Regions from separate parts of the Homo sapiens genome. Here region 2 is linked to region 1. Evidence: chromatin contacts called from ENCODE POLR2A ChIA-PET data. All regions are on one chromosome and are shown on one strand. The core of a region is the stretch at or near the end of the contact, and the rest is flanking DNA. Distances in the headings are between cores, read along the strand shown. Region 1 holds the start of CDC6 (cell division cycle 6). Region 2 holds the start of IFI35 (interferon induced protein 35).

Region 1 (7,368 bases), core at 3,273-5,772:
ACCTCAGCCTCCCGTGTAGCTGGGACCACAGGTGTGTACCACTATGCCTGGCTAATTTTGAAAATTTTTTTGTAAAGACAGGGTCTCCCTATGTTGCCCAGACTGGTCTCAAATTCCTGGGCTTAAGTGATTGTCCCACCTCAGCTTCTCAAAGTGCTGGGATTACAGGCATGAGCCACCGCACCCAGCCAGTCCTTATTTTATATTTCCACCTAACTCCCCTTTGCCCACGATTTCAGGGAACCTAGGAGGCTTCCTGGCCTTGTGACCTTTTCCTTGAATCTCTTATAATTCTTTCTACCTGTGTTGCATGGCAGATTCTCAGATTGAGGCTAAAGAAAAGAAGGGTGGGGACAAAGCATACAGAATGTGTGTATCTGTTTTTATGTGGGTGTTGGCTGTTTTTCGTCACTGCTTTTTAAGCTGAATCTTAGCTGGTTTTCTTGAACTTTGACTTTAGGTGTAAAAATTCAACCAGACATTCTCTCCTTACTGTGGTCAGCTGACATCATAACCACTAAGGCTTAATGAGCTTAACTTGCACTTTCATCACTAGCAAAGGTCTTGAAGTTATTTCTCTTACTGATTCATAATGGGTGTGTGTATGAATCACTCTCACATAATTTAGATATAAAAACCTATGAGGATGAGGGAGGGAGGGGAAGAAAAAAAAGGACTCCTTTCATTTTCATCCGTACTTCCCAGATGGGCTGAATCTCCGATTATTTGACCCATCATTGTTATTAATATGGTTAATAAACTACCTATTTATTGATTGAATTGTTCCTCCTGACTTGAAATAGCCTGCAAATGGAGCTTGCCTAAATGACCTTCGACTTCCTAACCCTATAATTCATTCTGTCTTCTTGTGATGGTATTGCTAGTGTGTGTGTGTGTGTGTGTGTGTGTGTCTACACACACAGTCACACAAAAGGATGCCAGACAGGTTCTTCCAGTGTGATTTGATTCCTTCTCCATGATACTGTGTATGAGTTAGCAGGTGATAAGGACACTAGTTTTCCTTCCATTACTGAGGCAGAGCTGCTTGCCATGAATGTACCTCTTAAGTATTTCCCAACCCAATCTAACCATGAACTAAACGACCCACTGGAAGAAAGCTGCCTGTCTCCAACTTCCTAGTACTCTGCAAAGAGAGGTAAAGGAACTATGGAAAATGAATTAGAACTAGAAATATGTCAGCCTCAGGATTCTGACTGCCCCAGAGGACAACTGGGGAAATGCTTTGCCTCTGACATCACTGGAGCCCAGTCTGGATCATTTTCACACATAATTGAATTCATTCTCCATTCCTAGGCTTAGGGGTGTGAGACTTAAAAGACTGTATGCTCTCCAGCCACAAGTGTTTATGCAAAGGGTGGATGTCCACTTGGCAAGAATGTCCTTTCCATTCCTTCATTCAGCAAGCTCTTATTGTACACTTTACTCTGTACCAGGCATCTACAATATGAAGATGAAAAGTCTGTTTTTGCCGGGCGCGGTGGCTCACGCCTGTAATCCCAGCACTTTGGGAGGCTGAGGCAGGTGGATCACCTGAGGTCAGGAGTTTGAGACCAGTCTGTCCAATATGGTGAAACCCCGTCTACTAAAATTATGGGCGCCTGTAATCCCAGCTACTCAGGAGGCTGAGGCAGGAGAGTTGCTTGAACCCGGTTGGGTGGAGGTTGCAGTGAGCTGAGATTGTGCCACTGCACTCCAGCCTGGGCGACAGAGCGAGACTCCAAATAAAAAGTCTTTTTTTTTTTTTTCCAACTTGGAAATGGGTCTCCCTATGTTGTCCAGGCTGTCCTCAAACTGGGCTCAAGGGATCCTCCCACCTCAGCCTCCCGAGTAGCTGGAATTACAGATGCATGCCACTGTGCAAGGCTAAGACATGGTCTTTGACTCCAAGGAACTCATAGTTTAGTAGACTTCAGGATAGCTACCAGGAGAAACCTATGCAGGATATTAAAAGGCTTTATGGGAGTTAGCCAGGGAAGATGGATGGTTAGTGGCATTCCAGACAGAGGAAACAGCAAAAACAAAGGCACAGAAGCAAGAAACAATATGATGTGTACGCATCACGTTACTGGAGGATCATTATTAGTGCAAAGGAAAAGCTTCAAGTAGATAACCTTTCAGTCCTGACATTCTGTGATTATTTGCCTGCTTCCACAGTGGTCATTTACACCTGTAGGCTTTTCTTGGGCCACTGCTATGTTTCCTAGTGTCTTCTTTTCTTTTTTTTTTGAGGCGGAGTCTCGCTTTGTCGCCCAGGCCGGAGTGCAGTGGCGTGGCGTGATCTCCACTCACTGCAAGCTCCACCTCCCGGGTTCACACCATTCTCCCGCCGCAGCCTTCTGAGTGGCTGGGACTATAGGCACCCGCCACCACGCCTGGCTAATTTTTTTGTATTTTAGTAGAGACGGGGTTTCACCGTGTTAGCCAGGATGGTCTCGATTTCCTGACCTCGTGATCCACCCGCCTCAGCCTCCCAAAGTGCTGGGATTACAGGCGTGAGCCACCGCACCCAGCCATTTCCTGGTGTTTTCATAGGTTCCAATATGCATGCTAAGTACTCATAGCTTCCTAGGTTGTTTACCATAACCACCCCTTACAGCTGGCTGGGCACACATTACCATTTCAGGTTATTAAGGGCAATTCTTAGGTGCCCATGTTATAAAAATACGAACAGTGAAGGTTGCTTCCTGAGTTCTACTATCCTACTAAGACATCAGAAATACCATCTAGTCCTTTTAAAAGCTTCCACTGTGGCCAAGAGCGGTGGTTCATGCCTGTAATCCCAGCACTGTGGGAGGCTGAGGTGGGTGGATCATGAAGTCAGGAGTTTGAGACCAACCTGGCCAACATGGTGAAACCCCTCTACTAAAAATTCAAATATTAGCCAGGCGTGGTGACGCGTGCCTGTAGTCCCGGCTACTCAGGAGGCTGAGGCAGGAGAATGGCTTGAACCCAGGTGGTGGAGATTGCAGTGAGCCGAGATCATGGCACGGCACTCAAGCCTGGGTGATAAAATGAGACTTGTCTCAAAAATAAAAAAAAAAAAAGCTTCCATTGTGTGGTAACTTTCTCCATTCATGGCAGCCCATTCTCTTCACTTTTGTAGTTTTCAGCTGCTAAAAAGCCTTCACGAAATGTACTCCACCATCTCTTCCTGTTTAGAACCTGAATCTGTCTAATCATCCCCCTATGATAAAGTGGTCAAGAGTTTGATTTTCTGTCAGAGTTCAGAGTTCAAATTCTAGCTCTTCCACTTACTAGTTGTGTGACCTTGGGCAAGTTTACTCAACTCCCCTCTACTGTAGTTCCCTCATTTGTAAAGTGAAATAACACCAGGTTCATGGGGGTGCTTGTGAAGATTAATAAGGTGATGTAGGTAAAATACTGAGCACAGCCCCTGGCATACACTTAAGCACTCAATATTGGCTCTCTTCATGAACTAGGTACCAATTCACTGATGATCGTAATATTGTTGCTTCCCTCTTTCTAGGCTTTATGGCTCTATTTTGTTTGTTACTGAGGGGTAAAAGATAAATGTTTACCATCACCTAGAATTGGGTTCTGGCCTCTAAAGGAACCTGAGGCTTAGATGAATTATTGGCTTTGGAAGCTGGCCTTCAAATTACTGCGCTAATTTATATTTTTCATTAAAAACTCAGCTTGCCTCTTCTATATAGCTGTCTTCCCTGGCCCTGAAACCCTAGTGTTTCGCCATAAAAGATTTTAAAATTAAGGGGTCATAATTCCCTCCCCATGATGTGTGGATTAATGGTAAGAAGATGCACAGAACATAATATTCTTAGGTTGAACGAAATAAAAGTAAAGAGTTGGCTCTGTTTCTCACCTTTGAAGCACAAATCAAGAGATACTATGATGAAGCATAGTTTTTCTTTATATAGGTGTGTAGAACTTTACCATAAAAATCACTAGTTCAGCCATCAGGAGATCTGGATCCTAGGCTCTTCACTGTCACCAAGATGCTGTGACCTCTAACCTTGTATAGAAGTTTGCTTTGTACTTTGCGAGGTTGAGCATTAGAGAGGTAAGGAAAGTGCCTAGCATCATACCTGGCGCACAGAACCCAAAACGGTAGGTATCATGTAGCAGTTCTGAAAATCTAGCCCATCAGGATGATGCAAATGGGTACTTTAGGCAGTGAGAAGGGGAACCACATCTTGACACTTCCAGTCGAAGGAAGAGTGCGACTGCGCGGCAGCAAAGACTACGCCTCCCAGCGTGCTTTGCGGCGGGCCGGCCCGCTTTACCCAGAGTCGCCCTGCCGCAATCGCGCGTCTTTCCACCGAGGCCCCGGATGTAGATTCCCTCCCCCGTTCAGTGGTCGTGGCCTCACAGCGACTCTAAGACTTGGGGCTCTCTCATTGGCTGTAACTCTTCCACTGGATTGGTAGCAAAAAAAGAGGCGGTGCCCAAGGCGAAAGGCTCTGTGACTACAGCCAATCAGAATCGAGGCCGGGCTTTGGCGGGAGGTGGGAACGCTGTGGCCATTCGGATTTGGCGCGAGCGCGGCTGGAGTTTGCTGCTGCCGCTGTGCAGTTTGTTCAGGGGCTTGTGGTGGTGAGTCCGAGAGGCTGCGTGTGAGAGACGTGAGAAGGATCCTGCACTGAGGAGGTGGAAAGAAGAGGATTGCTCGAGGAGGCCTGGGGTCTGTGAGGCAGCGGAGCTGGGTGAAGGCTGCGGGTTCCGGCGAGGCCTGAGGTGAAGTGAAGGGAAAAGAGCTGAGCTCGCTGGAGGTCTGAGGTCGGGATCAGGGAAAGGGCAGGTGCCCTCGGGGTAGTTCTAGCAGTTATGCGTGGTGTGAAGGAGGTGAAAGTTGTAGGAAGGAAATATTCTGGGGTGCGTTGAGAGCTGCCTAGAATGAGGACTGAGTGCAGGGGCGGAAAGAACTGAGGGAAGACTGAGCTGCAGTGTGAGGGCTTGGGATAGAAGAGACTAAATGTGGCGGGTGCTGGGCTGAACTGGTGATAAAGACACCCCGCGTGCCTGGAGGGAGGAAACTAGAAGTTCTATATAAATCAATTCATGTAACTTTTTTTTTTTTTTGAGACGGAGTCTCGCTCTTGTCGCCCAGGCTGTAGTGCAGTGGTGCGATCTCGGCTCACTGCAACCTCTGCCTGCCGGGTTCAAGCCATTCTCCTGCCTCAGCCTCTTCATGTAGCTGGGACTACAGGCGCCCGCCACCACGTCCGGCTAATTTTTTTTTTTTTTTTGAGACGGAGTCTCGCTCGGTCTCCCAGGCTGGAGTGCAGTGGCGCGATCTCGGCTCACTGCAAGCTCCGCCTCCCGGGTTCATGCCATTCTCCTGCCTCAGCCTCCCGAGTAGCTGGGACTACAGGCGCCCACCACCACGCCCGGCTAATTTTTTGCATTTTTAGTAGAGACGGGGTTTCACCGTGTTAGCCAGGATGGTCTCGGCCCGTCTCGGCCTCCCAAAGTGTTGGGATTACAGGCGTGAGCCACCGCGTTTGGCCGTAATTTTTGTATTTTTAGTAGAGACGGGGTTTCTCCATGTTGGTCAGGCTGGTCTCGAACTCCTGACCTCAGGTGATCCGCCCGCCTCAGCCTCCCAAAGTGCTGGGATTACAGGCGTGGGCCACCGCGCCCGGCCCATTTCAGGTAACTTGTTATTGCATCGCTCAATTGGTTAAGAACTTGGGCTCTGGCACCAGATGCCCGGGGTTACATTCCTGTTTTTCTGTGACTTTGGGCCACTGTTTATCTCAGTTTTCTCATGTGTAAAATAAAGGCTAATAATAGTACCTACTCCTAAGATCGTTGTTAAACGAGTTGGTACCTAAAGTGTTTATAACAGCGCCCTTCCACGTAGTAGGTAGACAACAAATGTCAGCTGTTCTTGCATAGATTTGGATGTGAAGCAAAAGTGAATGCTAAAATAAGTGTGATAACATAATTAGGAAATAAGTGTTAATCATCAGTATAAATAAATTCCATGTTAGTTATTTTCTCTTCACTTTCACATATTGACTAGTTGTCCTCTTATTTTTTTTAATCTAGCTGTGCTGTCGTCATGCCTCAAACCCGATCCCAGGCACAGGCTACAATCAGTTTTCCAAAAAGGAAGCTGTCTCGGGCATTGAACAAAGCTAAAAACTCCAGTGATGCCAAACTAGAACCAACAAATGTCCAAACCGTAACCTGTTCTCCTCGTGTAAAAGCCCTGCCTCTCAGCCCCAGGAAACGTCTGGGTAAACCATCCATTATATCACTTTTTCACTAGCAGCTCGTGACCTTTCTTTTCTTGGTAAGATGTGTGTCCTTTGAAGGAGCTTTCTAAGTTCAGTTAAGACTTCTTTTTTTTTTTTTTTTTTTTTTTGAGACAGAGTCTCGCTCCATCTCCCAGGCTGGAGTGCAATAGTGCGATCTTGGCTCACTGCAACCTCCGCCTCCTGGGTTCAAGCGATTCTCCTGCCTCAGCCTCCCAAGTAGCTGGGATTACAGGCGCCCACCACCAAGCCTGGCTAATTTTTTTTTTTTTTTTTTTTGGATTTTTAGTTGAGACAGGGTTTTGCCATATTGGCCAATCTGGTCTCTGAACTCCTGACCTCAGGTGATCCAACTGCCTCGGCCTCCCAAAGTGCTGGGATTATAGGCATGAGCTACCGCTCCTGGCCTAAGACTACTCTTCATTTTAGTTATTTTCAGAATGGTTGCTAAGTGCTTACCGAACTCCAGAGTTAGACACTTACTGAGGTCACTCTGAACTACTTAATAAGTCTGATCTTCAATTCCTTAATACTGAACTTAGTTCTGTCAATGTTTTAAGTTACCTTGTAGTTACATGGTATTATGAAACTTACCTCAATATTTGTGAAATTAAAAGAAACAAAAACGTGACATGATGAATATTTTCCATCCTTTAGGACAGTGATTGGTAATTCTTTCTTGTTTTGGAACATTTATTTTTAAATGGGGGGTAATTTGGTTGTTTCTGGAGACATTTTTGGTTGTTACAGCTGGGGGTTGCTACTGGCATAGTGGGTAGAGGCCAGGGATGCTGCTAGACATTACAATGCACAGGACAGCTCCTTGACAATGAAGAATTATTTGGTCCAAGATGTCAGTGGTGCCAAGGTTGAGAAAACCTGTTTCAAAATAGCCTTACAATTTCATCCTACTAAAACCCATTTGGTTTCTACTAAATGCAGTAGTCCCCACTTATCCATGGGGGATACATTCCAAGACCCCCAGTGGACGCCTGCAATCGAGGACAGTACCAAACCCTACATATACTGTGTTTTTGATTTGATAACCAAGTCAGCTACTAAGTGACTAGTGGGTGGATAGCATATACAGTGTGGATATGCTGGCTGA
Region 2 (7,368 bases), core at 3,539-6,038, 2.7 Mb after region 1:
AGGCAGGAGAAGGGCGTGAACCTAGGAGGCGGAGGTTGCAGTGAGCCGAGATTGCGCCACTGCACTCCAGCCTGGGCAACAGCGAGACTGTGTCTCAAAAAGTGGGGGAGGGCCTCATTTGATGATTCTTAGCTAGAAAAATAAAGTAGTTGTGGGAAATTGAGAATGAAACATTGAATTTTACATTTTATTGGCTTGAATCCAATAAATGTTAAAAGTGAATTTTCAGGCCGGATGCGGTGACTCACGCCTATAATCCCAGCATTTTGGGAGGCCAAGGCGGGCGGATCACGAGGTCAGGAGATCAAGACCGTCCTGGCTAACACTGTGAAACCCCGTCTCTACTAAAAAAATACAAAAAATTAGCCAGGCCTGATGGCGGGCACCTGTAGTCCCAGCTACTCGGGAGGCTGAGGCAGGAGAATGGCGTGAACCCGGGAGGCGGAACTTGCAATGAGCTGAGATCACACCACTGCAGTCCAGCCTGGACGAAAGATTCAGACTCCGTCTCAAAAAAAAAAAAGTGTGAATTTTCAGATAATGTCATCGGGACATGGCTTTTGATGGTTGCTTCTAAGGAGTCAGACCCTGATTCCCTAGTGTCCCACAAGGATTTGGGCTGTATAGGGGCCCCGGCAGTATGTGGGCTAATCCTGCCTCTCCACCTTTGTCCCCAGGTACTCTGTGGATATCCCCTTGGACAAAACTGTCGTCAATAAGGATGTCTTCAGAGATCCTGCTCTTAAACGCAAGGCCCGACGGGAGGCCAAGGTCAAGTTTGAAGAGAGGTAAGTAGGCTTTGGTAGTGAATGGTGGAGTATGGTTTCACTATTTCCATTCCTTTCCTCATTGGTGTCCTCTTTTTTTCCCTTCTAGATACAAGACAGGCAAGAACAAGTGGTTCTTCCAGAAACTGCGGTTTTAGATGCTTTGTTTTGATCATTAAAAATTATAAAGAAAAAAAGCCTGTGTCTGCATGCTGTATGTATTACCAGACTGTGAAAAGGAGAACATTATTGAATAGGAAACACTGGGTGGGCTGGGCACGGTGGCTCACGCCTGTAATCCCAGTACTTTGGGAGGCCAAGGCGAGCGGATCACCAGGTCAAGAGATGGCCAACATGGTGAAACCTTGTCTCTCCTAAAAAATACTAAGAATTATCTGGGCCTGGTGGTGCACGCCTGTAGTCCCAGCTACTCGGGAGGTTGAGGCAGGAGAATTGCTTGAACCCGGGAGGCGGAAGTTGCAGGGAGGGCTGAGATAGCACCACTGCACTGCAGTCTGACAACAGCAAGACTCCATCTCAAAAAAAAAAAAAAAAAAAGACGCTGGGTGATGGATGAGGGGCTGGGAAAATGTTAAATCTGCCTTAATGAGATTTATGCTGCCTCTGTCCTTAGCCTGATAATCCCTGTGAAGAATTGTGTAGCCTCCCTGGCTTCTACCCATTACATGCCAGGAGAACCTCTGCCACACACACTCTGCCCCTCCTTGTGACAACCAAAGGCCCCTGAGTGGTGGGGATCAGGTATTTTTGATTGAGAACCACTAACCTGAAATTCTCAAACCTTAGCACAGATAGAGGTCACCTGGATGGTTTGTTAAACCACGGATTGCTGAAATCCTGCCCTCAGACTGATCCAGTAGGTCTGAGTTTCTAGCAGGTTTTCAGGTGACACTGGTACTGGTGTAGGTGAGATGGGGACCACCCTGGAGACCTGCTCCTGGTGGTAACGACAGATGCCTTTGGTGAATCCCTGAGCCTAGAGCAGCTGTTTAATAGGACAAGGGAGTGCTCCTCAAATGGCCTGGCTGGCAGAGACTTGAAAGAAAGTGATCAAAGGAGCTTTGGGGCATTGGGTTGTGCCACTACTGTGTAGTGCAGGAGAGACATTTGGTTCTTAGGATCTGGCATTTTATCTCTCAATGGACTGTAACTAGTCATGTTTCATGAATGAAATAGGTGCTCCATCTGAATGGTTCTGTCGCTAGAGGGAACTAAGATTCAAACAGGCCAGTTTGCCAAGTCTGCTAGGTACCACACTTGCACTTGGGAACCAGAGGGGGCGGGGTGGCGGGAAGGGGCCAAAAGTAGGATTGGTGAGTAACTGGAAAAAACTTTGGGCTAGGTTACTAGGAAACTTTTTTTTTTTTTTTTTGAGACAGAGGCTTGCTCTGTTGCCCAGGCTGGAGTGCAGTGGCACGATCTCGGCTCACTGCAAGCTCCGCCTCCCGGGTTCACGCCATTCTCCTGCCTCAGCCTCCCGAGTAGCTGGGACTACAGGCGCCTGCCACCATGCCCGGCTAATATTTTTGTATTTCTAGTAGAGACGGGGTTTCACCGTGTTAGCCAGGATGGTCTGGATCTCCTGACCTTGTGATCGTTCTACCTCAGCCTCCCAAAGTGCTGGAATACAGGCGTGAGCCACCGCGCCCAGCCACTTTTTTTTAAGATGGAGTTTTGCTCTTTCACCCACCCAGTCCGGAGCGAGGTGGCACTATCGGCTCACTGCAACTTCTGCCCCGCCCCGGGGTTCAAGCGATTCTCCTGCCTCAGCCTCCCAAGTAGCTAGGACTACAGGAGTGTGCTACCACACCCAGCTAATTTTTGTATTTTTAGAAGAGATGGGGTTTCACTATGTTGGCCAGGATGGTCTTGAACTTCTGATCTCATGATCCACCCACCTTGGCGTCCCAAAGTGCTGGGATTACAGGTGTGAGCCACTGCACCCAGCCAGGAAACTTTTTAATTGAATCTTCACACACTTAAGTATTAAGGCATCTCTATTGAGACAGACTTCTATTAAGTAGCTTGCCTACTCAGGGTCACAGAAATGGGGCTGAATTTAAAACTTTTGAGGAAAAATACAGCAAATTTTTTTCCACTCTACCTCAAGGCCCAAGTGTAAATACTGTTCCTACCAGGTTTGGATCCATGCTTTGATTCCTAGCCCTGTGACCTTGGGCAAGTTTCTAATGCTCTGTGCCTCAATTTTCTCATCTGTAAAGTGAAGAAAATAGAACCAACTTCATGGCATTGTTTTGAAGAGTTAATTCATGTAAGGCACAAGCGTGTTGGGCAGACGATAGCTCTCCTTGCTGGCCACTGTTAACAGTTTTGTGAACTTTTTTCTTTTTTTTTTTTTTGAGCCAGAGTCTCGCTCTGTCACCCAGCTGGAGTGCAGTGGCACGATCTCGGCTCACTGCAAGCTCCGCCTCCCGGGTTCAAGCGATTCCCCCGTCTCAGCCTCCCGAGTAGCTGGGACTACAGGCGCATGCCACCACGCCCGGCTAATTTTTGTATTTTTAGTAGAGACAGGGTTTCCCCATGTTGGTCAGGCTGGTCTCAAACTCCTGACCTCAAGTGATTCACCGCCTCAGCCTCCCAAAGTGCTGGGATTACAGGCGTGAGCCACTGCACCCAGCCTTTTTTTTTTTTTTTTTTTTTTTTTTAAGAGACAAGATTCACTGTGTTGCCCAGGCTGGCCTCGAACTCCTGGGCTCAAGCAGTCCTCCTGCCTCAACCTGCTGGAACTATAGGCACATGTTACCAGTGGGCCCAGCTGCTGGGATTGGCACTTTTTTTTTTTTTTTAGTCAGAATCTCACTCTGTTGCCCAGGCTGGAGTGCAGTGGTGTGATCCGGCCCGGCTAATTTTTTGTATTTTAGTAGGGACAGGGTTTCACCATGGTGGCCAGGATGGTCTCGTGATCCACCCGCCTGGACCTCCCAAAGTGCTGGGATTACAAGGCATGAGCCACTGCGCCTGGCAGTTTTGTGAACTTGAACTGTGGACTTTATCTGTCCTGATTGTGTTTCTCATTCATTCAGCAATTATTATTTTTTGAGATGGAGTTTCGCTCTTGTCACTCAGGCTGGAGTGCAACAGCGCGATCTTGGCTCAATGCAACCTCTGCCTCCCAGGTTCCAGCTATTCTCCTGCCTCGGCCTCCCAAGTAGCTGGGATTACAGGAATACACCACCACACCCGGATAATTTTTGTATTTTTTTAGTAAAGACGGGGTTTCACCACGTTGGCCAGGCTGGTGTCTAACTTGGGATCTCAGGTGATCTGCCCACCTGGGCCTCCCAAAGTGCTGGGATTACAGGTGTGAGCCACCGCACCCGGCAGTTTTGTGAACTTGAACTATGGGCGTTATCTGTCCTGACTGTGTTTCTCATTCATTCAGCAATTATTGTTTTATTTATTTTTTGAGATGGAGTTTCACTCTTGTCACCCAGGCTGGAGTGCAATGGCACCATCTCAGCTCAATGCAACCTCTGCCTCCGGGTTCCAGCTATTCTCCTGCCTCGGCCTCCCAAGTAGCTGGGATTACAGGAATGCACCTCCACGCCCGGCTAATTTTTGTATTTTTTTAGTAAAGGTGGGGTTTCACCATGTTGGCCAGGCTGGTCTCTAACTCCTGACCTCAGGTGATCTGCCCGCCTGGGCCTCCCAGAATGCTGGGATTACAGGTGTGAGCCGCCGCACCCAGCTCATTCAGCAATTATTTTATCAATGTTCAATGTGCCCAGCATTATTCTAGGCTCTAGGGAAATAATCCATTGACAAAGCAGGGTCTACCAATGGGCTTGTCGGAGATTGCTGGGAATGGTTGATGGGGGCCAGTTTGCAGTTGGGGTGAGGTGGCTTTCCTTGAGGCAGCCTGGCTGAGTGAAGTCGACTTTGCTGACCAAGAAGGCTCCTCCCAGGGGTGGGGAAGCCTCGGCAGGGGGCGGCATGTGAGCGCCAGAAGGCAGGGATTTCACGGAAATGAAAGTGGAAGCAAACAGCCTGCGAGCAGAGCCTCCTGAGGTGTATTTCGGGTCTTGCTGGGGCTGAGAGAGACCACAGCCCTTTGGGGGGTACAAACAAGAGTTCAGTTGCTGTGAATTCTGCCACTGTGCCCAGCTCTGAAGCCTCAGCTCTTGCCAAACAGACCCGAGACCCATGTCAGCCCCACTGGATGCCGTAAGTGAGGAGGAGGGAGTTGGGAAGTGGGGAAACAGGAGTAATCCTCTTGGCTAGGAACCTGCAGATATCTCAGGGCCTGGCAGCCAAGCCTCACCCTGCCCATCTCAGACCTGCTGAAGGGCTGGGGAGAAACACAGGGCTGGGGTTGCCTCTGCAAGAGTTGGTTCCCTAACCTATTGCCTCAGACAGGAGGAGCTCATTAAATCCTGTGTGTGTACACTTCTCTGGAGAGAGAATCTGTAGTTTCCATCAGATACTCAGCGGGTTCTGTGACCCAAATAACAATTGTTCTAGGCCGGGCGTGGTGTCTCACGCCTGTCATCCTAGCACTTTGGGAGGCCTTGGCAATACAGTGAAAATCCGTCTCTACTAAAATACAAAAAATTAGCTGTGTGTGGTGGTGTGCGCCTGTAATCCCAGCTACTTGGGAGGCTGAGACAGGAGAATCACTTGAACCTGGGAGGCGGAGGTTGCAGTGAGCCGAGATTGCATCACTGCACTCCAGCCTGGGTGACACAGCGAGACTCTGTCTAAAAAAAAAAAAAAAAAAATTAAACTAAAGGAATTAGGCTGGGTGTGTTGGCTCACACCTGTAATCCCAGCCAGCACTTTGGGAGGCTGAGGCGTGTGGATCACTTGAGGTTAGGAGTTCGAGACCAGCCTGGCCAACATAGCAAAACCCCATCTCTACTAAAAACACAAAAATTAGCCAGGCATGGTGGCACACACCTGTAATCCCAGCTACTAGGGAGACTGAGGCGGGAGAATTGCTTGAACCTGGGAGGCAGAGGTTGCAGTGAGCCGAGATTGTACCACTATGCTCCACTCTGGGCAACAGAGGGAGACTGTCTCTCACACACACACACACACAAAATTTATATATATATATATATATATATATACTATAAGAATTATACTTTAAGAATCACACTAGGTAATCCATAGATTAACACGGTAAAAACTTATCCCACTGCTTAGCACCTACAGAGCATTCAATATGTGTTTCTTCTTAATATTATTATTGCCAACCTTTTCAGAACCCCAGTTCCCCAAGGACAATCCCTTTTTTTTTTTTTTTTTTGAGACGGAGTCTCACTCTGTCTCCTAGGCTGGAGTACAGTGGCATGATCTCGGCTCACTGCAACCTCTGCCTCCCGGGTTCAAGCGATTCTCCTGCCTCAGCCTCCCAAGTAACTGGGAGTACAGGCACGTTCCACCATGCCTGGCTAATTTTTTGTATTTTTAGTAGAAATGGAGTTTCACCGTGTTAGCCGGGATGGTCTTGATCTTCTGACCTCGTGATCTGCCCCCCTCAAGCTCCCAAAGTGCTGGGATTACAGGTGTAAGCCACCATGCCCGGACTTTTCTTTCCTTTTTTTTTTTTTTTTTTTTTTGAGATGGAGTTTCACTCTTGTTGCCCAGGCTGAAGTGCAATAGCATGATCTTGGCTCACTGCAACCTCTGCCTTCCAGATTCAAGTGATTCTCTTGCCTCAGCATCCCAAGTAGCTGGGATTATAGGCACACATGCCACCACGCCTGGCTCATTTTTTTTTTTTTTTTTTTTTTTTGAGATGGAGTCTCGCTCTGTCACCCAGGCTGGAGTGCAGTGGCAGGATCTCGGCTCACAGCAAGCTCCGCCCCATGGGTTCATGCCATTCTCTTGCTTCAGCCTCCCAAGTAGCTGGGACTACAGGCACCCGCCACCACGCCCAGCTAGTTTTTTGTATTTTTGGTAGAGATGGGGTTGCACTGTGTTAGGCAGGATGGTCTCGAACTCCTGACCTCGTGATCCGCCTGCCTCAGCCTCCCAAAGTGCTGGGATTACAGGCGTGAGCCACCGTGCCCAGCATGGCTAATTTTTTGTAGAGACAGGGTTTCAGCATGTTGGCCAGGCTGGTCTCGAACTCCTGACCTCACATGATCTGCCTCCCTTAGCCTCCCAAAATGCTGAGATTACAGGCTTGAGCCACAGCACCCGGCTTTATATACGTTAAATTGGGCCATCTTTTTCAAATAAAAATCCAGATTTTTTGTTTTTTGGAGACAAGATCTCACTGTTTTTTCCAGGCTGCAGTGCAGTGGCTGGATCATGGCTCACTGCAGCCACCTCCACCTCTAGGGATCAATAGATCCTTCCATCTCAGCCTCCCGAGTAGCTGGGACTACAGGCATGTGCCACCATGCCTGGCTAATTTTTAAATATTTTGTAGAGGTAGAGTTTTGTCCTGTTGCCCAGGCTGGTCTCAGACTCCTGGGCTCAAGCGATCTGCCTCCCTTGGCCTCCCAAAGTGCTGGGATTACAGGCATGTGCCACAACAACCTGCCCAGATTTTTTATTTCTATTAAAAATGGGAAGATTAGGGGGCCTGGGTCCGTGGCTCCTGCCTGTA

What was found. ChIA-PET counts read pairs that join two places held with the same protein, here RNA polymerase II (POLR2A).
Region 2: POLR2A ChIA-PET joins it to region 1 with 11 read pairs in AG04450. The contact joins the promoter of IFI35 here to the promoter of CDC6 in region 1. POLR2A ChIA-PET finds 5 or more read pairs at or near these places in 2 of 52 experiments (AG04450 and activated CD4-positive, alpha-beta T cell).

Annotation. Positions count from the first base shown.
Region 1 is chr17:40,283,357-40,290,724 of GRCh38, forward strand. It overlaps CDC6 (cell division cycle 6), which reads left to right and starts at 4,523. Exons shown (of 12, transcript NM_001254.4): 1 at 4,523-4,734; 2 at 6,052-6,242. The coding sequence starts at 6,065. WIPF2 (WAS/WASL interacting protein family member 2) reads left to right here. Exons shown (of 8, transcript NM_133264.5): 8 at 1-780. RefSeq lists enhancers at 4,283-5,090, 4,859-5,038, 5,069-5,138.
Region 2 is chr17:43,001,996-43,009,363 of GRCh38, forward strand. It overlaps IFI35 (interferon induced protein 35), which reads left to right and starts at 4,789. Exons shown (of 7, transcript NM_001330230.2): 1 at 4,789-4,973. The coding sequence starts at 4,953. RPL27 (ribosomal protein L27) reads left to right here. Exons shown (of 5, transcript NM_000988.5): 4 at 678-788; 5 at 877-964. The coding sequence ends at 925. RefSeq lists an enhancer at 4,649-4,958.